2 separate regions of the Homo sapiens genome follow, and region 1 is linked to region 2. The links are chromatin loops, found by intact Hi-C in ENCODE. Cell type or tissue: ascending aorta. All regions are shown on one strand. Each heading gives the region's core, and the rest is flanking DNA. Links, peaks and the distances in the headings are about the cores only.

Region 1 (12,229 bases), core at 1,518-9,517, 110 kb before region 2:
AAAACAGTGTTAACACCCCCATAGAACAATGGACAAAGGACATGAACAGAGAGTGTTCACAGCAGAAGAAACACAAACAGCAAACAGAATGAAAAAAAAAAAGTTGAACTTGGGCTGGGTGTGGTGGCTCACACCTGTAATCCCAGCACTTTGGGAGGCCAAGGCAGGTGGATCACTTGAGCCCAGGAGTTCAAGACCAGCCTGGCCAACATGGTGAAACCCTATCTCTACTAAAAATAAAAAAAAATTAGCCAGGCATGGTGGCAGGCACCTGTAATCCCAGCTACTCGGGAGGCTGAGGCACAAGAATCGCTTGAACCCAGGAGGTGGAGGTTGCAGTGAGCCGAGATCACACCACTGCACTCCAGCCTGGGTGACAGAGTGAGACTCTGTCTCAAAAAAAGAAAAAAAAAAAAAAAAGAACTTGGCTTGTAATCCAAGATCTCTAAGTTTGAATGAGTTGTCATTTCTCCCCTAATTGTTTTTCGTTACTGTCAGTTGATAATGTTCAGCCAGAAGATAGGTACTGTCATGTTTTCCTGGTGAGATTATAGATTGCTGCAGCCTTCTCAAGAAAGCAGTTTGGTAATATAAATCAAGTGCCTTAAAGTTCATACACTTGGCTCCAGTAATTCCATTTTTTAAGAATATATCCTAGAAATATATGCAGAAATGTTTTGCCCAAAAATCTGCTTGCAGCAGCTTTTTATTTATTTTCCCTCTTTTTAAAAAAAAATACTGGTGTATGAAAATCAATCTCCAACCATGTGCTCCTTACTGCTCCATCCTTAGTACTAGCATAATGCCTGATATATACAGGTGGTCAAAAGGTATTTGTGAGTTTAAAGGAAGGATATGTTCATACAAAGGAATATTCTATAACCATATTTTTGAAATGTATATTTAAAGATATAGAAAAATGCTCAATAAAATATTAAAAATGGAGTACACACGATTGTATATCTGGAAGACTCTGTGTGTATGTTGTATAAACTCTGGATGATAGGATTACAGGCGATTTTCTACATTTTCTGTGTACTCTTCCTCAGTCATTCAGTACATATTTATTCATATGTGTGATAGGCACTGAGAATGTTTCTTAACAGGAAGACCACATAAACTTTCCCTCATGGAGTTTATAAGAGCAGAGGTTGAATAAATAATTACAAGTGCATCATTTACTTTAGTAAACTTATGTTACTTTTTATATTCTAGAAGGAAAACCTGTATGATGATTTTAAAGCATTGATGATTGTTTGTAATTTCTAAGACATTCTTTTAGGACAAGAAAGGGATGATTTTAAGAAAACTCCAAATCTCATACAGTATGAATTACCTTTCCAATGGAAAGAAAAATGTTTAGGTTTCCCATCTGTTGGATGGTTAATAATGACATAACAGTAAATACATCCAGATTTTTTCACCCCAAATAGCATTTTCTTAAAGGAAACTGAATAGGATATGTTGGTGAGGTGGAGGTAAGAGTTGTGAGAAGCTTTAGAAAAGCATAATTAAGCCTTCAAATGAACTGGCTGCGGTTGGAGGAATGAGAATGTTGATCAGCATTAATATAAAAATACATGTTTTTCGCTTTTTCCATGTACTCGTAGGGTTTCAAGTATTTGGAAAACCAAGAACATCAATAACAAAACCCACCCTGTAGCTTGAGTGTGACCCTAAAAGCTGCTTTTAACCAGGATGAGTGATGGAAAATTTTATCCTTAGCCCTGGTTTTGGGGGGTGTGTTTTGTTTTGTTTTGAAGAAAACCCTGAGTAAATCAAAAGGGCTACAGAGATGTGTTTGGGTAACTTAACCACGCTTAATGACTAGGAAGGCACTCTTCTAAACAGTCTGACCTGTGTTTCCACTGTTGCTTATCCATTTATCAACTGGAGCCTTTATGCACAGCCATGTGGGTTCCTCTGGCCTTTTATCTGACTCCTAAGTGGAAACAGTCTCCATGCATCTTGCTTCAGTTGAAGGGCATCTTGCTTCAGTTGAAGGGTGGCTCTATGGTCTGTTGCCACTCTGGCCTCGAGGGAAGGATGCATTTGTGAGCTCTGTGTTGCATTAGTAGGATCCCTTGCCCTCTTTCCTGTCTGTCTCCTTCTGCAAATTAGGAATGCATCTTCTAAGTCAAAGATCTTAGAAGGAATAAATAACAAGCAGCAAAGAATGATATCACTTCTCACAGAGGGTACACTGTGTAAGGGTGTCTCCTTTGTGGACTGATTCGAGTGGCTCCCTCCCAAACGAAGGCTCACCCTTGTCTGCTTTTTGGTATGGCTAATGGTTATGTTGAATGTAATGTGTTCAAAACCAACCTGAGACTTTCTCTCATTTGAAAAGTTCAGATCTTAGGAACAGTATGTGAAATGTGATCATTGAACATCACTTTCCATCAGTGCTGATACATTTCGGAATTCTCTTTCACTTGTGAGGTGGATTCCTGCTTCATGTTTCCAGGTGGAACTATAGTGTTTACCTATTCTCTTCCACTGATCTAGCACCTCCTTCTCCCCAACAGTGTTTTTAATGTTCTAGGAGATCTTCATCTCAGAATTGCCTTCATGTTGTGGTTAAGTGTCTTTCCTTTCTACTTTATTTTATTCTCCTTAGTGTCTGTACTTGATTTGTAGATTAAGCCCATGTTGCACTCTCTGATTATGTAGAGGGTAGCAGAAATTCTTCTGCTTCTAGCTGTGTTGAACCTTGATCTGATAGCTGACTATACAGCCTAAATTAAGGAGCCTTGGACTGTCTAATCTCATGGTCAGTGCACTCCCTCCGGATATCTTTTCCCCAGTAGGACCATGTGTCTCCTCTGTCTGGATTTTTTTTTTAAATCAGAGCAGCGTTTTGCTTTTCTGAGATGGAGCTGGGCTGCAGTGAGGGCAGGGTCACCTTCCCACTGCCCTCTGGTTGTCTGAGGGGTCAAAGGTAAATGTTTTGGTGCCCACTTATTACTGGAAGAGAAAAGGTGGCAGACACAATTAAAATCAATCACTGAAACCAAAGTTATTTTAAACATTGCTTCTATCTTCTGTCTATAAAAATTATGACTATGCTTGACAAAGTTACTGCCAAAAGTTGGGGCCTGGAACTTAGACTGTTTATGCAAGTTCATGATTGTTTTGATTTTGATTTTCCTAGGGAAAATCTTTGTAAACAGTTAAGTTCTCAGAAGCACCCATACAGTAATAAACATAAACACAGTTTGCACTGAAATCAATCCTGCAGTAACCCAAATGTAACCCTTTCTACCGGAAGTGAAGCAGATGAATGAATAGACCCATCAGTTCTGCCCAGAATGGAGGTGAAGAAATCAGGAAGCTCAGATCTGTCCCAGTCTCAGCACTTGACATGCTCTTTGTTGCTGTGAGCACAGAAGTTGTTTAATGCTCCTGGTTTTCAGCTGTGGAGGAGCCACACTACCAGTTAATTGCTTTGCAGCTTATGCTCTGAAGACTCCTGAGAATATTGGACATAAATTGCTTTTGAGCTCTCTGTGTAAATACAAAGCATTTGTATCCTAAGTGTACAGGAGTCGTGATCCATCCTCAAAGATGTAAACAGCCAATCTCAGTTTGACAGCACTGTTTTGGTCAAGCCAGAGCTCCCTTTGAGAAAATCTTGCTGTTGTCTGTTCTGGAAAGAGGCAGGAATATGTCTCCAAAACTCCATAGTAGCCATGAGAAGAATTGAGACTATAGGTGCCAATTAGTAAATTAGCATACATTGTGAAAAGGTGAAGGAAGTCATCGCATCAAATCTTGGTTAAAAGGACATTTTTCCCACACTGAGTATGTCAAAATGTAGAGCACAACATCAGTCAGATGTAAAGAATTCTTGTACAGGTGACTTTTATTTCCTTCTTAGGCCAGAATGGGCTTTTCTGCATTTTGGATTATGATGATGACACTAATAGCTAGCACTTACTGCATGCCAATCTTCAAGGGATTTACACATATTCTATCAATGGAGGCTCACCATAGCCCTAGGTGGCAGTCACTGTCATCCTCCCCATTTTACAAATGAGTAAGTCAGGGTACAGAGAGATGAGGTAACTTGCCAACAGTCAAGCAGCTGCCAAATGACAGAGCTATATATGGATTCCCACAGTCTGGCTGAGCAGAGGTTTCCATTTTTTTTTGACCTCTGTCAGGTTCTGTTGCATCTTGATTACACAGGCAAAACATTTATTACAACAAATGCTGTTTTCTAGGAAGAGAATGGAGACTACACATATGTGGAAAGAGTGAAGATACCCTTGGATCATGGGACCTTGTTAATCATGGAAGGAGCGACACAAGCTGACTGGCAGGTGAGGATCTGCAAGTAATATGAATCTGCTTTCATGTGGAGGCAGTTTCCTGACTCTGAGGACTATTTCTAAGTAGACATGGTGAAAAGCAAGCTGCTTTTACAACGAGCAAGAGGGAATGAGCTGACATTCTTTCCAAGGAGTTTTGCTACTACTGACAATCCAGGTGGACACTAGTGTGTCCGGTAGAACTTTCTGTGATGATGAAAGTGTTCAGTATCTGTGCTGCCTATTGTAGTAGTCACTAGCCACATATGACTGACTTCTTAAAATGTGGCTTGCATGCTATAAAGAACTGAGTTTTTAATTTAATTTTAATTAACTTAAATTTAAATAGCTTCAGGGTAGCTAGTGACTATCTTATTGGAATACACAGCTCTGCAGCTAGGCCATGCCATTTTTAGGCCAGATCATTTCTAAGGTGCACATGTTAATGTCAAAACACTTACCATAAGAATGGAATCTCATGCCTCTCTTTGGTCTCATCCATTTATATGTTTTATGAGATTTGGGAAATGGCAGGTGTCTGAGAGGAACAGCAACAATTAGAAAAGATGAAAATATCTCACTTCAGAGGTGCTGGCATAGCACAGTGGGGCTGGGGATGGAAATTTGTTTCAAAGAAGGGACCTTTCTCCACAAGACTTCAAAGAGCTTACTACTCATTTAAGGGGGATGAGATGGAAATATTTCTGCATTCTCATGAATAAGTTTTAAGTCGCTTTGAACTAAAAGTGTGTATGTGTGTATTTATGTCAGAGTTATGTGTATTTCCATTTAGCATCGAGTGCCCAAAGAATACCACTCTAGAGAACCGAGAGTGAACCTGACCTTTCGGACAGTCTATCCAGACCCTCGAGGGGCACCCTGGTGACGTCAGAGCTTTGAGAGAGAAGCTTCACTGAAACGGAGCAAACCTTCCACTGAGAAGCCACTTCAAGAGGCTGGTGCTGCTAGATCTCATGATGTGGCTGTTGGGAAGATGGTGGGGTTTGTTTGCCAGCTTGGAGTCCTATTAAATGAAAGCCAGCAACTCATGTTGGTAATAGGTCTACTGTGGGAACAGTTATCCCTAACCACAGCTCAAAATCGCTATCATCTTTAGGCAAATTAAAATCTATGTGGCAGTGCTCATGGATGATTTTGTTCTAAGCAGTTTTCCTCCTGCCCTCCCCCGCCCCCCACACGCCCCGCCTTCATTTGAAGAAATATCAATGGACTTGTGCCTCTGGGGAAAAGAAAATCTCACGTGTTTGTTCCTTGTGACTTCAGTGAAGTGGAGATATAAATATGCGTCAGGGACTCTGGAGCCTTCCGTAGGCAGACAGCTGCTGAAACCCAAACAGAGGTGGTTTCATCTTGGCTTGCATACTATTGTAATGGAAAGCTACATATTCAGGGAACACTGTAACTGAGTCTTCCTGCAACACACTCAAGACAGGTTACAGGCCTCCAAATAAAGAGTGGTGGCAGTATGCTCTCGTCTAGCCACCTTCAAGTAGTCACCTGTAATACAAGAGAAAACTGTCCCCTTAAAGGGAGGAATCACTGAATGATGTCACGGGAAGTAGCAGGCTGAAATTGAGGCTGAAGAGCAGCAGAAGGCCTGCTCATGACAGCTGTTCCACATAGATTATTTTCCCCTCGGGAATCACTTGAGTCATCTAGACCCAAGTCAGATAGAAGTGGGAGCAGCCCTGCAGGGAATGCACTCAATTGCCTAATAGTTCTCGTCACCTTGTGTTTCAGTAGCCCTATGACTAACGCTCTCTTCTGACTCAATGTTTTCTTACATACAAGGTCCCAAGGTACAAGGGTTAGTCTGTGATGTCACTGAGGTTCCCAAAACAAAACAGAGTGGCTGCCCATTGTTGCATCATAAAACCACGTGTCTTCTTGACCTCTTGACTCAGGAGCCGTGTACCAGATTCATTCCAAACCAAGATACAGAAAACCTGAGAGAAAGGAAATGAATTTAAATGGATGAAAATAGGGCGGGAGAGTTAGAGTTTCTCTGTCTGCCAGTGGGGGAAAGGTACAGTGCCTTCTTGCTTTTTATCCTGTTTCCATTCCAGGCTGTAAGATTGATGCTGTCCATGATCATAGGAAAATGCCAAAGGCTGGGCATGCTCTGACTCGGCACTCAGATGGAGCACCATGCCTGGCCAGGCTGTTCTCTGACAAGCTCTCTGGCTCCTGGCATTGTAGTCCCCCTGCCCTTTTAAAAAACAAAAAACAAACAAACAAAAAATGAGCACGGCTTGTTTCTCTAAGAAATATGAAATACTTTCTAAAATTTGAGCACCACACCAAGCTTTCCTGTGAGGGAGGTTCAAATCACCATAGGAATAAAATAAAGCCTCTTTTCAATGCTTAGCTGTTCTCCTATTAATGCAAATAATACCTGGCCAGGTGATACAGCCAGCTTTGGTGATCAGTTTGATGCATGACACTAGGAAATTTATCTTCCATTCCTTACTAATGAAAGAACTGGCAGATGGTTCCAAGTCTTCCAGCGTCCCTCTTTCTTAATGGAGGGTCATGATCTCCCCGTGTGGCAGCTGTGCATTTGATCTCTTCACTTGTCACACCCATGTCTTCCAGGGAAACATTTCTACTCTACAGCAGATGGAGTGGGCCACCACCTGGGTTTCTTGGTCTGAGAGCAGCAAATCTTCAGTTTTGTTTTTCTTGCTGTCACTCCAGATACCACATGCCAGAACTGCCCTTTTCTTTACCATTAAGATAATGTCCCTTCTGAAATGGCAAGTAGGTACTTGCCATAGAGTAAAACTACAGGGTGTAGGCATGGACAGGAATTCCAGACCATGGCAAAGGGCAGTGTGCCTCAGTGACTGCAGCAGCCTGTTGCTTTGTTTTGCTGGTGCTAGATCTGAACTAGGAATTAGAGGTGAAGCTGTTTTTGCTTACATCGCGTGTAAAGCTGAGGAAGCAAATATAACAGCGGTAGCATGAAGAAAAACAGGTTTCGGTTTTGTTTTTGCTGCCCTTCTTCTGAGCTTCAGCAGGCACTGTCCTAGGAGCTTTTATACATAATCCCTTATCCTTCCCACAGCGCTGCAAGAGAGAGGTCCTATTCCCATTGTAGAGGCTAGGAAACTGATCTCCAAGACGTTAGGTAAGTTAACAGGGCTTGTAGTGGCAGAACCAGATTGCAGACTGCAGGCTAGTTTCTCGGCCTGTTTGGTTTCCCTTTGCCATGCTGAATGTAGGCGAAATGGTCTGCTGAGCACTCCCGGGAGCCTGAGCCTCAGGGCTGGCTCCTGTGGAGCTGGTCACAGCTGACCACAGGCCACCTGTTTGTTCCCTGACTTTCCTGTTCATCAGGGCAGGCATCTGCATCTCATCTTTCCTTAATCAGCATCAGCATCCTCTAGCCAGAAACTGCTGGTGACTGGACTAGCAGTTGCCCATTTCATTGGGGAAGCTCCTTTTGAGGGGACAGAATCCAACTTCTGGTGAGTTAGACAAATTCTCAGCCAACTTTCCTTGATTTTCTGGCAAGTGTTTCCTGACCATATCCACCTTCAGAGATATGAAACTTTTAGAGACAGATAAGTTTTCCCCGGTGGTCCTTTCTCACCTCATTCTTACCTGTGAATACACTTGGGGACCCTGAATGACACCCAAACTCATAGCAGGCTTTTTCACAATACTTACCAACACCATTACTCCAGTCAGCAGCCCAAAGAAACATCAGGCTCCACACTAAAAATGTCTTCTTTATAACAGGCAACTTGCTTCAAACATGGGTTGGAACACACACTTAGCACCAGATTGCATCCCCAGTGTTGAAATCAGGATCCACATTGATCCATCATTAACCCACTAGCTCGGGTGGCATTGACAATTCCTGATAAGTTTGAGTCACAGCTAATAAACCTGCCCTTTCCTTGTGGCACCCACTCTCTGCCTCTGTGGCTGATGTGATCCTGCCCTAGTGCGTGGCAGGTCTGTCTGGACACAGTCACTATAGAGCCGTCTCCTGAATTGTGTCATTGCAATGCTGAAAGAGTTAAGTAGGCCCTGCAGTGCGCTGAATGCTCCAGTTGGAGGGTTTCAGAGAAAGTCTTGACAAACGACGGGTTCCTGCCCTGCTGGGAATATTTCTTCTTTGAGTTCTGGCAGCTATTACTTGGCTGCAGAATATCTAAGACCCACTTTGCCTTTTCTGGTCATAAACACTTGTAGTGTTGAATCTTAAGTCTTGATTATTTTTTTTAATGGTGGCTTTGGTAAAGCTGAATGTTTCCATAGTGATGCATTCTGTTTATTTAAAACTTTACTTATACATGATTCCACCCACACGCTCTCCTCAGAGGGACCTGGTCTACAACTGCCCTCTTTCCCAACCCCATTTTCTGTTTGGAAGGAACACGCATGTGAGACCCTTGTCAGACTGGTGCTGCTTGAATCCATTCTTAGATGTGATTCCTGCATCTGGGTGTCAATAGGGAAATGACTTCAGTGTTTATTTACTACAGTGACTAATGGTGCCTTTTCCAGCTGGTCTAAAGCTGATGTGCCTCCATTTATAAAAGCCTTCCCCAGCCTGTGAATAGAGCCCCATGTTGGGCTGAGCTGTCTGTTAGTGTTTAAGCTGGAGCGGGAAGAGGAGGCAGTGTCAGAGCACAGTGGAGGAAAACAGGATAAATTAGGCTGTAGCTTCGTAGCCAGCACTACCAAGAAGGCTGTTTTCTCAAATGAGCCTGCTTGGAGCTGGCAGAGGCCTGTGTGTACGACGCTGTTAGGATGATTTCTGTGCCATCACTCCCCCTCATAGGAGCAGTGATGTCACGCTCTCTCAGCACAAGGACAGTCCCTATTCTCATGTGGCCTCCAGGAATGTGGACACGCCTTCACTGCTCTGGCTGAGCCCACTGACTTTTAGCTCTGGATGCAAATTCTGGTATCTGAAAGGGAAGGAAAGGGGAAAGTGGGGAGGGAGCTTACAGAGTAACTACTCCCTTGGGACCACAGCATCCATAATCTGATTTATTCCTAAAAGAAATCCTATGGCTGTTTTTGTTTTTTCTAAACACCTGAGGAAACTGAAGTACCCAGAGGATTTATCAGATCTGGGATCTGGTGTCCGCAGTGGTCTGGGAGAGACAGCCCTGGAGGGCTAGCCCAGCCGTGCCTGCTGCTGTGGCCTGTGGGACCTCCCGTCCCCCAGCCCTGGCCCTGGGGCCGGCAGCCTGGGTGGTAGGAGCGCTGCAGCCAGAGCCTCCTGTGCCTTTTTCTGGGAGCCCCAGCGGGAGCTCACCACTGGCCAGGTAGTGGGAGGAGGCGGTGGGCGCCTGAGGGCCTTGTGACCGTGTTGTGAGGTGCTGCTCCCCGCAGGAAGGACGGGGGCAGGCGAGTGGGACAGGGACCTGGAGGCCGGAGGCCGGAGGCCGGGAACCCAGTGCTAGCCCCGCAGCCTCCAGGCTATGTGTGGCCAAACCCGTTCCTGCGGCACAAGAGGCGGAGCCAGAAGGGCCACCTCGCAGGAAGGCACCCAGGCCCCTCGCACCCTGGGAGGCCAGCTGGGTCATCGCTGCCTGAGTCTGAGCCACCTGCCTGGGGGTTCGGTCAGGACACCAGCCTCGCCACCAGTCCGCACTTGGAGGATGGCCACGGGGCCCCCTAGGGGTGAACCCACCAAAGGCGGATTCTGCAATCAGGGCTCCTGCAGGCCTGGAGAATGTGGAATAGCTGGAGGAAGGATTCCATGGGGCCGTTCAAATGGGCAGAACTTAGGAAAGTCAGAGAGAGGAGGGGAGCCCCACAGAAGTGTCTCCTTCGGGTTGTTTCCTGGAATGTTTCCTCTGAAAACATGTCAAGGGACTAGCCACCAGTTTCTTCCCAGCTTTCTCTCTCTTTCTCTCAGACTTTCAGCCTCCATTCACCTGGAGTGAGAGGGAAAGGAGGACAGCTGGCCTGAAGGTAAAAATCAAGAGGGGAGGCATGAATGTGTGGCTTCTTGCTCCCCTAGCCTGCCCAGCTGTGCCCTCCTCCAGGCTTCTCTGCTGGGAGGAGGGGTGCAGAGAGGAGAGCTGGTGAACTCCCGTGCACATACTGCCCTTTGACTCCCTAAAGCCCTGTGGGGTGTCGGTAGGGGACTACTTGAGAGTAGTCCCTATCAAATGCTTAGGCCAGTGTTCTTTCTGCCACTCTGAGAGGCCTGGTGACAAGAGGGAACATGGGAAACAAGCAGCCCCAGAAGGTCACGGTGCCTACTGGGACAGCCCTCCAAGGAGTGGTATTGATCGTCTCCACGCTGCACCAGCCAGGTGGCTGGATATGTGGCAAGGATCCCTGCTGCAGCTTGAGGTAGCGTCGTCCTCCTGAATCTAGTGCCAGCTGAGCTCTGCACCAACCGATGAGGGGAATTAGCTGGACAATTTCAGACAAGACTGGCCCCGTTCGCTTTTGCAAGGGGGTACATGCTCCCTCTTACGGTCACAGTACTGCCTGCAAGGGTAGAACTGGGGAGCAGCTCTGACACCCCACCCCTACCCTAGCCTCCACATCTGCCGGAATGACTGTCTGAGCCCTGTGGGGAGAGGTGGAAGGAGCCTAGGCTTCAGTCAGGTGGACCCAGGGTTGAATCCCAGCTCTGCCCTTTCTAGCTGAGTCACCTCAGACCAGTCAGCCTCCAAGCCTGTTTCCTCCACCGTGAAATGGACTCAGAAGCAGCCCCCTCTTGGCGGTCCTGTGAGGCTTGAGACCATGCATATAGTGCCTGACAGTAACCCACTTAGTAATATGATTTTTTAAGTGCACCATTTCACATGCCCTGCTAACCCCAACCTTAATCCTTATGCTGGGTGGGCGGTCCTTCTGTGGCTGACGGATGGCCCTGTGACCCTGCCTTTCCCCTTGGCAGGCTCCCCTGGTGCCCTCGTGTCTGTTGCAGTCAGCAAGGGTTGGGGAGTGGGGTTGGGCAGAGGCTTTCTGGAGAATGGCCAAAATGAAAATTGTGTGCGAGTGGAGCTGATCATATTAAGATCCAGCTGCACTTAAGTCCCCCTCTGGAAGTTCTTTAGGCCAAACTGAAGAGAGCTCCCAGATGCCAAAGTGGCCTTGCGTTGATGCTCTGCTCACTCTCGGCGGCCCCACCACATGCTCCCCAGGTAATTGGTTTCCTAATGCACTATCCCTGGACAGATTCCAGGATTCCAGTGCCTTGTCCCCTTGGGGTCAGTTCTTGACGTTTCCTAGCCTGGCAAGGGTCGCCGACCAGGCTCAGATGCACCCCCACAGGACTGTATTGTTTTCTCGTTCTTGCAGGCCACTTTCAAACTCTGTACAGAACGCCTTGGCCTGCAAGAGTAAACAAGATTACCAGGCTGGAATTCTGTTCAAGACCAGGGCTTTTATATCCAGAGATTGTGGGTCAGATGCGGTGAGGGATACGTGAAAGGAAGACACAGTGCCTTCCATTACAGATAGAAGTAAACCCATGTGGCTTCTATTTTCCTTGGCAAAATTAGTTTTTTCTCCTTACTACAAAAGAGGTTTGTGTTCTTTGCAAGAAATTAAAAAGAAAGATAAAAAGAGAAAGCGTTTGTAACTTCACAAGCTAGACATGGCAACTCTTTACATTGGTGTGTGTGTGTTTGTGTAAGACAGGGTCTCACTCTTTTGCCCAGGTTGGAGGGCAGTGGTGCAATCATGGCTCACTGCAGCCTTGACCTCCCCGGGCTCAGGTGATCCTCCAACCTCAGCCTCCTGAGTAGCTGGGACTACAGGTGCACCCCACCACACCTGGCTAATTTCAGAATTTGTTGTAGACGGTCTTGCCATGTAGCCCAGCCTGGTCTGGAACTCCTGGGCTCAAGCGATCCGCCCCCCATCGGCCTCCCAGAGTGCTGGGACTACAGGCGTGAGCCACTGAG
Region 2 (12,229 bases), core at 2,527-10,526:
CTCGAATTTTTTCTTTCTTTTTTCTTGGTCAGTCTAGCTAAAGGTTTGTCAATTCATTATCTTTTCAAAGAACCAACTTTTAGTTTTGTTGATTTTATCTGTTTTTTTTTTTCTATTCTCTATTTCTGCTGCAGTTTTTATTATTTCCTTCCTCTGGCTTGCTGTGGATGAAGTTTGGTTTTAATTTTCTAATTTCTGAAGGTGGAAAGTTAGGTTATTTATTTGAGAGCTTTCTTTTTTAAAAATATAAATGTTTATAGTTATAAATTTTCCTCTAAGTACTAATTTAGTGGTCTCTCATAAGTTTGGTATGTTGTGTTTTCACTTTTATTAATCTCAGATCATTTCTACTTTCCCCTGTAATTTATTATTTAATCCAGTGGTTATTGAAGAGTGTGTTGTTTAATTTCCACATATGTGTGGATTTCCTGAATTTTCTGTTGTTATTGTGATGGTTAACTCTGTGTGTCAATTTGACTGGGGCAATGGGTATACAGATTATACATTATTTCTCAGTGTGTCCGTGAGGGTGTCTCTGGATGAGATTAGCATTTGAATCAGTGGACTCAATAAAGTAGATTGTGCTCCCTAGTGTAGGTGGGCATCATCAGTCTACTGATGGTCTGAATAGAACAAAAAGCAGAGGAAGGAGGGATTCACTTTTTTGCTTCCTGCTTGTTTACTTGAGCTGGCACATCAGTTTCTCCTGCTCTTGGACTGGGATATACATCACTGGCTCCCTTGTTTTCCAGGCCTTTGGACTCAATCTGGAACTATACCTCCAGCTTTCCTGGGTCTCCAGCTTGCAGATGGCAGATTATGGGACTTCTCAGCCTCCATAATTGCATAAGCCAGCTCCTCATAATAAATCTTCTCCCATGTATATCTCTCTCTCTCTTTCTCTCTCTCTCTCTCTGTGTGTGTGTGTGTGTGTGTGTGTGTGTGTGTGTGTGTGTGTATACATCCTATTGCTTCTGTTTCTCTGGACAACCCTAACTAATACATTGATTTCCAATTTCATTCAATTGTGGTCAGAAAAAAATACTTTTAAATTTATTGAGACTTGTTTTATGGGCTGGCATATGGTCTATCCTGGAGAATGTTCCATGTGCACTTGAGAAGAATGTGTATTCTGCTGTTGTTGGATAGAGAGTTCTATAGATGTTCATTAGATCTAGTTGGTTTATATGTTGTCTAAATGTTCTATTCCATTGCTGGTGATCTGCCTGGTTGTTATATTCATTATTGAAAGTGAGGTATTAAAGTTTCTGTTATTATTGAATTGTCTATTTCTCCCTTCATTTCTGTTATTTTTTGCTTCATGTATTTTGGGGCTGTTTGTTGGGTGCATAGATGCATAGAATTGTTATGTTTTTATGATATATTTATCATTTTATTATTTAAAAATGCCCTTCTTTGTTTCCAATGATGATTTTGTCTTAAAGTCTATTTTGTCTTACATTTGCATATAGCAATTCCAGCTCTCTTTTAGGCACATTTGCATAGTAAATATTCTATTCTTTTACTTTCAATCTGTTTATGTGTTTGATTCTAAAGTGTATTTCTTATAAACATCATATAATTGGATGATATGTCTTATCCTTTTGCTTGGAGTATTTAATCCATTTACATTATTGTAATTACCGTTTAGGTAGGGTTTACACTTGCCATTTTGTTATTTGTTTTCTAAATGTCCTATGTCTTTTTCTCTATGTATTCTATCATTGCTGCCCTATTTGTATTAAATGGATATTTTTAAATATATAATTTTAACTTGCTTCTTGTTTCACTTTTTTTAAAAAATTACTTTCTTAGTGGTTGCCCTGGGAATTACAATTAATACCTTAACTTAAAACAATCTAGTTTGTACTAGTATCAACTTAATTTCAATAGTATACTATACAAAAACTTTATTTTAACATAACTTTGTTCATTGCTGTCCCTCTCCTTTCTACTATTGTTGGCATACAACTTACATCCTTATGCATGATAAGACTGTAACAGTTTTGTAATTATTGAATTATACCATTATCTTTTAAATCAGATAGTAAAATAAGAGTTATAAACAAAAACATATCTTTGAACTGTTTTTCATATTTTCCTATGTGATTACTTATACTCTATATTTATTCATGTGGATTTGAGTTCCTGGCTAGCTCATACAGCCTAAATGACTCCTTTAGTATTTCTTATAGGATTGGTCTGCTAGTGATAAATTCTCTCAGTTACAAAAAAAATCTAGGAATGTCTTAATTTCTTCTTCATTTCTGAAAGATAGTTTTGCTGGATATACAATTCATGTTCAAAGTCTTTTTCTTTCAGCACTTTGAATATGTTATCCCCATGCCTTCTGCTTTCCATAGTTTCTGATGAAAAGTCAACTGCTGATCTTATTAAGAGGCTCTTGTACATGAGTAACTTTGCTCTTGTTGTGTTCAAGACTTTTTCTTTGTCTTTTAACCATTTGACTAGGGTGTGTCAAGGTGTGCAACCCTTTGAATTTATCCTAAGTGGAACTTGTTGAGCTTCTTGGGTGTGCAGATTAATATTTTCATCAAATTTGTGCAGTTTTCAGCCATTATTTCTTCAAATATTCTTTCTACCTCCTTGTCTGTCCTCTTGGACACCCATTATGCATATACTGGTATACTTAATGGTTTGTCACAGGTCTCTGTTTGGTTTTCTTTATTCTTTTTTCTTTCTGCTAAACAGACTGGACAATCTCAATTGATCTATCTTCAAGTTTTCTGATTCTTTATTTTATCTGTTCAATTCTACTGTTGAGCCCCTCTAATACACTGTTCAGTTCAGCTATTGTGCTTTTAACTTAGAATTCCTATTTGCTTCCTTAAAAAAAAGGTCTACCTCTTTATTGATATTCTCTATTTGGTGAGACATTGTTCTCATTACTTTCTTTTAATTCTTTATGCTTGACTTCTTTTAGTTATTTGACTATATTTATCATAGCTGATTTAAAGTCTTTAGTAAATCCAACATCTGGGCATTCTGAGGGATAGTTTTAATTGAATGCTTTTTGTTCTTATGTATAGGCCATACTTTCCTGTTTCTTAGTGTGTCCTGTAATTTTTAAATTGAAATATGGACATCTAAAATAACATAATGTGGCAACTCTGAAAATCAGATTCTGTCCCTTCACTAGGGTTTGTTATTGTCATTGTTTGTTTATTTAGTGACTTATCTAGACTAATTTTTTTTTTTTGAGATGGAGTTTCACTCTTGTTGCCCAAGCTGGAGTGCAATGGTATGATCTCAACTCACTGCAACCTCCGCCTCCTGGGTTCAAGCCATTCTCCCGCCTCAGCCTCCCGAGTAGTTGGAATTACAGGCATGTGCTACTACGCCTGGCTAATTTTGTATTTTTAGTAGAGACGGGTTTCTCCATGTTGGTCAGGCTGGTCTCGAATTCCCAACCTCAAGTGATCCACCCGCCTTGGCCTCCCAAAGTGCTGGGATTACAGGCGTGAGCCACCGCACCCAGCCGACTAATTCTTTAAAGTCTATATTCTTTATCATGCGTGATCCCTGAAGTCTGCTTGTTAGCTTACTGGTCTTTTAATGATTGGACAGAGATTTCCTTAAACGCCTAGATACAATAAGTTTCTCAGCCTTTGCCAAGAGGTATTTTGTGTTCATTGGGGCATGTCTTTAATGCTCTGGCAGACAGTCTACAACTCTGCCTTAGCCTTTACTTCCTTGGGCAGAGGCTCAAGGTCAGCCAGAGGAGAGAGATGTGGGCCTTCTTAGATCTTTCATGGGTATGTGCATGCCTCTGAACATGCATGTGGACTTCTAGATTCCCAGAAATAAATTGGAGCTTTTCATAGCCGCCTATAGAATCTTCCAGTTCTGCTTTTGCTTTTTAAATCTTGGAGCCTCAGCTTTCTTATATGTAAAGTAAATGTTCCAATAAAGGACCAGCTGAGTTCCTATGAAAATTAGGTAGAGAGCTTTATAGTGAAACCTAGCATTTTGCCTGGCACAGAGTAAGTGCTCATCAAATGTTAATTCCTTTCCCCTCCTTCTTCTTTCCCCTTTTTCAGCCCCACTGAGGGTTAAAGATTGGTGAAGGTTAAAGGAGGTGAAGAAATGTTCCCAAGGGCATACAACTGGTTAAATGGTGAAGTCCTTTTCTGATTTCTAAGCCCATGCCTCTCCACCATACCAGTGTTTCCCAATAATGAGATAATTTAAGGTAATATATAGATCATCATTCAACAACTTTGCCTGCATGTTTGTGTGTATGCATAATTTGTACACCAAACCCATGACTTTGTGCTTAGGACAAGGCATATATATAATAGATATTTAAGCTTAAAAAGTGAGTCAATCGATCTAAGCTGGGTGTGGCGGCTCATGCCTGTAATCCCAGCACTTTGGGAGGCCAAAGCAGGAGGATTACTTGAGGCCAGGAGTGTGAGACCAGTCTGCACAACAGAGTGAAACTCTATCTCTACAAGTCTTCTCAAAAAAATTATCTGGGCATGGTAGCATGCACCTATAGTCTTAGCTACTTAGGAGGCTAAAGGGAAGATTGCCTGAGCCTAGGATTTTGAGGCTGCAGTAAGCTATGATCATGCCACCGTACTCCTGCTTGGGTGACAGAGTGAGACCCTATCTCTTAAAAAAAATTGAGTCCATCTAAAATCAGTTATTAAGATAAGTAAGATATGGTGCAGGTGGTATGTTGTCAGGGCAAAAGCTGAGAGTAGTGGAAGTTGGCATGGCACCACATTCTACCCACAAGCCCTCAATTCTGACATTGGGAGTTAGAGTTGGAGTGGGCAGGAAAGGTTATTTGTACCAGCACTGTCCAGTAGAATTTTCTCTGATAATGGAAATGTTTTACTATCTGTGCTGTGCTGTATGGTGGCCACCAGCCACATTTAGCACTTGAAATGTGGCTAATATGATTAAAGAATTAATTTTTACATTTTGAATTTAAACAGCTACATGTGACTAGTAGCTGCTGTGTTGGGACAGCTCAGCCATAAACCAAATTTATTACAGCTGCTCCATGGGTCTGCCAGCATCCTCTAGTCATCCCTGCGTCACCTTCATTGAGCAGAGTGTGTGGCACAGGGAGCCCTTACCCAGGGGTCAGCAGACAAAGCTTCTGCACCCAAATCCTGGATTGTGTGATAGAGCAGCCTTGCCCAAGGGACTTAGCCTTGTTTCATCAGTCTTGTCTGTGCCTCAGTCTCCTTGTCTGTAAAATAAGGGTAATAAGAGTAATAATGACTTCTCCACATATGTCATAGGCTTGTGATGAGGGTCATGTGGAATCATACAGGAGGAATGTTTTGTAAGCCACAAAGTAGTAGAAAAATGAGTTAGCTTAAACAATAAGTTTGGAATAAGTTTGGAATGGATGTGTCCTTTAGAACAGGTGTGTTCAGGCTGGGCTGGGGTGTGGTGATCCTGTAGGCTTGACCTCCACCCAGAATCCAACCACTTCTCACTCCCGGGCAGTGATCATGCTGAGCACACTGTCACCACCTTGCCCTGGGGCTATTATGATGTCCTCCTATCTGGCCCCGCCATTGTGCCTCTGCAACAGCATCTTTTCCACACTGTAATCAGAGGGATCCTTCTATGTGCTAAATTAGATCTAGTCTTCTTCAAAACCCTACAAAGGCTTCTGGCCTCTCTAGGAGAAAGCCAAGATCCTTCCAGAGGCCTGCAGGTCCCTCCTGTTCTGTCTCTGACCTCATCTCTGAGTACTCCCCTCCAGCCATCCAGCTTCTTGCTGTTCCTTCAACATGAGAAGCCTCAGGGCCTTTGCCCTTGCTGTTGCCCCTGACTAGACTGTTCTGGATATTCTCATGGCTCACCCTTTGCTGCCTTCAGGTAACCTTTGCTCAAATGCTACCTTATCAGAGAGGCTTTCTCTGTATACCGTTGGATACCTATGCACCTGCAACAGTGCCTGGTGCAGAGTAGGTGCTCAGTCATTATTGCTGAATGAATGAAGTCCTGGTCAGAATGAATCACTGGCAGCTCATGCAGTGAGGTGGTGCTGGATTGGGAGTTGGCACACTTGCTGGGTGACTTGGACAAGCTACTCACCCTTTCTGGACTTCAGCTGCCCCATCTGCATGTTGAGGCCTAAACAAGGGAGTATGAATAATCTGGAAGATACCTTCTAATTTCAAAGAGTCCATAACCCCAAGTTCCATAGAGCCCCCGATTCTGCTTACATCCTTGCCTGATTGCTTGGTGAGTTGGCCCTCCAGAGGAGCAGTGTGATCTTGGATTGGCTAAGGGATCACTTAGGATAAAGAAGAATGGAATCTAAGCAGGGGTCCCTGGGACAGAACTGAAAGGGCAAGGGGATAACTTTTGTATAACATGAGGTTCTTGGAAGTGACTCCATTGACTTGGGTTCATGTCAAACAGTCAAACCAGGGTCCCCTGGGCCTTGTTTTTATTTTATTTTATTTTATTTTATTTTATTTTATTTTATTTTATTTTATTTTATTTTATTTTATGTTTGCTTGTTTCTTTGGTTGATTTTTTTTTTTTTTTTTTTTTTTTTTTAGTATAAAGGGGCTCCCCCTGGTTTTCCTTGCTTAGTGACAGTGGTGACCTGCCTCTCTCTTCCTGGTCTATCAATGTCTACTTGTCTCTCCCTGGGCCCTTTTCTCTCTCCCCAGTAAATCTGAGAACACTAGTAGTGATTCCTCAGGATTCTCTGGCTCAACAAATTTGAGGAGTCTTGACCCATTTCTTTCTCCCCTTCACTACAAAGCCCCTTCTCCCCACCTTTCCCTAAAACCCCAGATTGTAGAGCCCCACTCTCCCTCCTGTTTCTCATGGACACAGACGTCCAGAAGCCTAGGCCCCCTCCCCTCCATCCCTCCCCGCCTATTCTCCAAGCCCCAGAAGGGGCCGCCTGCTGCTTGGCTATTTTTAGCCCAGGAGCTTTTTCAAGGAGAAAGCAGCATGAGTCTCTGAGCCAAGGCACAGGACTGCGTCCCTGTGGAAAACCTCCCCTCATGGGGAAAGAATCCAGGGGATTTTTTTTGGATCCTGGCTTGGAGCCTTCAATTTTTGTGTGTCCCTTGCTAATTTATCTGGTTTTTTGTTGTTGATGTATTGTTTTTTTTATAGAAACGAAGGCAACACCAGATTATGAATCAGACATGGACATCAACTCTTGTGTAATTTGTGATCAGCCTGGAGTTTGGGTTTAAAAAAAAATTCTTATCTTGTTTGTGTCAATAGGATGGAAACAACTCAGTGTAATGGAAAACTGGCTGGTCTGGAGGCTGGGGTGGGAGTCAAGGTCTGACTAACACATCTAACACATGATCACACAAGACTCATTCTCTATGCTTACAATGCTCTTAGGAGGAAGAGACAAGGAGGGTCCTAGTTTTATACACGGGGAAACTGAAACTCAGAGAGGTTAAGCAACATGCCCAAGGCCTCCCAGGAACACACAAAAGGCAGGGATTTACACCCAGGATTTGGAAGGCACCTGACTGTTGTTTCCCTCCATTGGGGTTTAAGTCTCAGCCCTGCCTTGTGTTAGCTGTGTGACCCAAGGCAGCCTGCTTCACCTCTTTGAGACTCATGTCCTCCGTAAAATGGGAATGGTACTACTTGGCTTGTGAATGGTTAGGAGGATTCCATGAGATAATGTGTGTAAAGAGCTCAGGACAGAGAATAAACGTTCGCACGTCATCCTGCCCCCTGCCATCCCTTCCAGCAGAGGCTCCTGGATCACATCAGTTCCTGAAGACCCAGATGTCAGTCCGGCTCCCCCAGGGTATCTGCTGAGGTTCCTGCACCTTGTTTTTCTTGTCTTTGAAGTTTTCCTTTCCTGTGGCCTTAGAACTTCTGAGATCTGGATGGTATTGATTTTTGAAGATGCTCGTTTTTCCTAGGAGGAAAAGTGTCTCGAGGAAAACAAAGGAAAGCATCAAGACAGAGGCTCCATGGGCTTGAATCTTAGCTTTCCCACTGGGTGGGATTAGAAATGCAATATATTTATTGGAGGAAACACCTGCAATGGATGAAAGAGAGGGAGCAGGAGGAGGTGGGAGGGCCTTCAGACTGTGTGACCCAGGGAGAGAAGACAGAAGGATGGGGATTGAGGTAGGAAGAGTCTTGCACTGCCACACACTTCCAAGAAAGGTTGAGTCAGGCTGATGGGGAGTCTTTGAGCCAAAGTAGACTGATGGAGGAATTCACGTCTCCTAGGAAGAGGCTTGTGCTAGTACCTTGGCTGTGCTCATTTATTGGCTGGGGGCAGCCCTGGAGAAGACACAGCCTTAGTGTGGATGGTGGCGGATGCAGGTGGACAGTCGCGGGGGCTGTCAGTCAATTAAACTCCCTCCAGCAGGAGATCCAAGGTGCATGTTTCACGGCCACCACATTCACTTACTCAGGGGCAATCTTGGGAAATTCCCTCAAGCTCTCTGAATCTCAGAGTCAGCATCGGTGAAATGGGACTGATTATCATAGTATCTGGGTCTGAGGGTTTTATTTCAAATTTCTATTGCTGTGTGACAAACTGTCCTCATACTTAGCGGCTTAAGACTACAATAATGTATTATTTCTCACAATTCTGTTGCTGAATGGGACTCAGTTAGGGGTCCTTCTGCTTCACATGGCATTGCCAAGGTTGCTTATGTGGCTGCAATCTAATGGGTGCTTTGCTGGGGCTGGGATATGCAAGATGCCTCACCTTCCAGGGTCTCTCTCTACATGTCCTCTCGTCACTCTGCAGTCTGAGCTGCTCTGCAGCATGGCACTGGCTTCTGGACCACCCACTGCACTTGTCAAGCTCTGCTTGCATGGCTCTTGTTCATGTCTCGCTGACTGAAGCACGTCACATGGCCAAATCCAGAGTCCATGTGCAAGGGCGTGAATACCAGAAGGCATTATTCACTGTGGGTCAGCAATGGTCCAGGCAGCTGCAGGGTGCGGGGAGGAGGATGAAATAACATTGCCAAGTGCTCAGCACAGTGTCTGGGGTGCCTCAATGCGCCCAATAACCTGGGGCTGGGGCATGATGAAATTGCTCTCTGGAAGGCTTGAGGCATTAAATAAGCACTCCTAGCTCTGGGAAAACATAGCAGAGTGGACTGGAGTGGGGAGCGGGCGGATACGTGGGCATTGTCCCCGCTCAAGAATTCCTACGAAGAAGGGAAGTGGTGAAGACCAGCTCTGCAGGTCCAGGTTTGAGGGAGACCTAGGTCAACAGAAGCCCAGTAGGTCAGAATGGGCCTTTCAGAATCAAGGAAAAGCCCTCCTGCCAAGAATTTTCCCAGTGGGAAGGAACTCACAAATGTGGTATGACTGGGAGGAAAAGTCCCACAGAAACTCTCAGCTCATCATCTCTGAGAGGCTCCCCCGAGGGAGACGCGGGTGGAGACTTCTCTACAGAGCTCAAGCCTCCCTGGCGACAGTGGGAGGAGTCGGCAGGAACTCCCTCCAAAATGTTTCTTGTATCAGCCTCAGTCTCAGAAGACTGGTGAGTGCACAGTGGAGTAAGGCTCAACAAAAGTTAATAATGAAAGAATGAAAGTTTAAATGGTCAGGTGGACGAACAGTCGGGTTTGGTGGATGGCAGGATGGAACTTGGAAGGAAGAGGCTCAAATTTATATTTGTTATTTCACATAACCTCTCCAGCCCTCCTCCCTGACCTTCCTTCACAGAGGAGAAACTGAAGCCCAGAGATGCTTAGTAACTCACCCATGGCCACGTAGTTTGCCTGGCCACGTGGTCTGTAAGTGGCTGAGCTGGGACTTGAACTTGCGGCATGAACCCTGGGCTCTTGACAAAAACTCCGTATCAGACCACAACACACCATACCATACCTCTTGAAGAGAAAGGAACTTCTTAGGGAATCCTGGCAAACAGGCCCAGAAAATGAGCAGATGAATTCAGTGCCTGCCAAAGCCAGATAGCAACCCCTTCCCAGCCAGGGAACCAGGCCATTGACACGGCCACCACTGTTGTCTCCAGCCTCCTCACCCCCAGCATGCCCAGGGCTGAGGTCATTTGATCTCCCCCACAGCACCAGAGTTCTTAAAGGGGGCCCCTCGGATTTGAAATGTGGGTGACAGTGGTAGATAGTGTCAATGGAAAATGAAACAAAACCCTTTTCTTTGTGTCCCAAGCAGGATACCAAGTCCTGGGCAGGGGGAGAAATGGGTCACTGGAACAAAATCCTCTTTGACAGCTGAAGCAGGAAGACCTTGTTTGGGGGGAGAGTAAACAGAAAGGGCCCAGAAAAGACTGACTTCACTGAGCCGCAGCTCTGGCAAGGAAAACAGCTTATTCATATTTGAAGAGGTATTGGATGCTGGTGGCATCCTAAGTGCTGGAAGGAAGGGAGACACTGCCATCAAAATACATCTAAGCAAAGTAATGAGATGCAGGAGCCCGAGAAAGAAGACATTGGCAGAAGGGATGGGGGTGGGGGCAGTGGGTGGGAAGGAAAGGAACTGGAGGGAGAGGGGTCAAGCCCAGCCGGGCTTGGGCTGTCATTGTGCAGCCATTTCAGTGGCAGCCCCATTTGGTTTGCCTGGAATATGATTCTCCATCTTTGGGGGCGTCTAATGCAAGCTGTGGTCATTATCATCCCCCTAACACCACATGTACATGTAGATACAATTTAGGGTGGGGGTCCACCCACACCCCATCTGGGACTGTGGGTCTTCATGAGCAGTGTGTAGCCCATAGCTCACCCCAGAGACTGGGTCAGCGAGGCACAGGTGGGACTTGGCATTTGTTTTTGGAAAAAAGCTTCCCAGTGATTTTGACATGGCCCCTGGCTGAGCATATTGCTCTGGGGCTCCAGGAAACCCCGATGAAGACCTTAGCTTTTGAGGAGCAAGGATGCTCTATTAGTCTGTTTTCATGCTGCTGATAAAGACATACCTGAAACTGAGTAATTTATAAAGAAAAAGAGTTTTAATGGACTCACAGTTCCACATGGCCGAGGAGGCCTCACAATCATGGTGGAAGGCAAAAAATATGTCTTACATGGTGGCAAGCAAGAGAGAGAGAGAGAGAGCTTGTACAGGGAAATTCCCCTTTATAAAACCATCAGATCTCATGAGACTTATTCACTATCATGAGAACAGCATGGGAAAGACCCATCCCCATGATTCAATTACCTCCTACCAGGTGCCTCCTATGAAGTGTGGAAATTGTGGGAGCTACAATTCAAGATGAGATTTGGGTGGGGACATACCCAAACCATATCAGGTGCTTCATTCTAGCAATGAGAACAAGTGAATTTTAAGTCAGGGAATGAACCTCACAGAGTCCCAGGCACCCTGAGTGGTTCAGGGGCCTCTAGCCAGCTCCACAAGGCAATGAGTAACTCACACAGTAGCTCTAGAGCACCTGTATTATCTTCCCATCATGCTCATAGTAAAAGCTAAAGTGGCTATCCAGGTTTATGAAATCTTGCAGATCCATTCCTCAACTACAGCAAATACACTCTCTTATCCCAGGGCCTTTGCACTTGGCATTCCCTCTGCCTGGAACATTCTTCCTTCCCCCAGAGATCCATGTAGGTTCCTCCTTTGCTTCCTGTGGGTCTTTGCCCAACTATCCTACCTAAATAGCACCCCCTCTTGCTCTCAATATCCTACCCAACTTGAGTTTTCTTCACAGCACTTACCCAATTACATTATACTTATTTATATATGTTGCTCATTTTCTGTCACCTGCTTTAGGTAAATTGCAAGAGGGTTGTGTCTGTCTCGTTGCCGTCTCTCTTCCCAGCACCTAGAGCAGTGTCTAGCATGTCAGTTGCTCAATAAATACTTGTTGAGTGAATGAATAATGCTAATTCCTTCCTCTCTGTTGTCCAACAGGACACAGATGTCATTTTCAACTGTGGTTAAAAATTCCCTGGAAAGCAGAGAGCTGGTTTTTGGATCTGTTTTCCCATGTAAACAGTAAACAAGTAAACAAAAAGCAGCTACTTGGCATCTACGGTATGCTCAGCCACCATGGGCTTAAGGGAGAAAGAAGCAGAGTAAAGCATTAGTTCCTCTCTTCAAGATCTTCACAGTCTGGGTCTGAGTGCTAAGGCCAGAGAATATCTGGGAGGCATTAGAACCATAAAGAATAGCTGAAGGGGCAGGGCACGGTGGCTCAGGCCTGTAATCTCAGCGCTTTGGGAGGGCGAGGCAGGCGGATCACTTGAGGCCAGGAGTTTGAGACTAGCCTGGCCAACAT

The links. Hi-C counts contacts between places; a loop is a spot of excess contacts. Peaks named below come from ENCODE experiments on the same cell type or tissue, not always from the same donor. Only the 100,000 strongest peaks of a DNase experiment are listed, where the experiment ranks them.
Region 1: it touches region 2 in a loop (7-fold over the local background); 4 of 110 quality-filtered maps call a loop at or near these places.

The regions. Positions count from the first base shown.
Region 1 is chr11:43,914,812-43,927,040 of GRCh38, forward strand. ALKBH3 (alkB homolog 3, alpha-ketoglutarate dependent dioxygenase) reads left to right here. Exons shown (of 10, transcript NM_139178.4): 9 at 4,227-4,325; 10 at 5,107-5,463. The coding sequence ends at 5,199. ALKBH3-AS1 (ALKBH3 antisense RNA 1) reads right to left here and starts at 6,133. Exons shown (of 6, transcript NR_038907.1): 1 at 6,063-6,133; 2 at 5,575-5,653; 3 at 4,775-4,851; 4 at 1,858-2,110. It also overlaps a transcript of ACCSL not described here. RefSeq lists an enhancer at 5,415-6,614. In ascending aorta, for the core only: no CTCF peak of the experiment used is centred there; DNase peaks (open chromatin) are centred at 6,110, 8,370, 8,770, 9,120 and 1 weaker place; H3K4me3 peaks cover 2,440 bases; H3K27ac peaks cover 7,256 bases.
Region 2 is chr11:44,023,527-44,035,755 of GRCh38, forward strand. It overlaps a transcript of ACCSL not described here. Among named protein-coding and RNA genes, the nearest start is that of ACCSL, 18 kb to the right of the region's middle. In ascending aorta, for the core only: no CTCF peak of the experiment used is centred there; DNase peaks (open chromatin) are centred at 6,965, 7,295, 8,885, 9,364 and 1 weaker place; H3K4me3 peaks cover 677 bases; H3K27ac peaks cover 5,629 bases.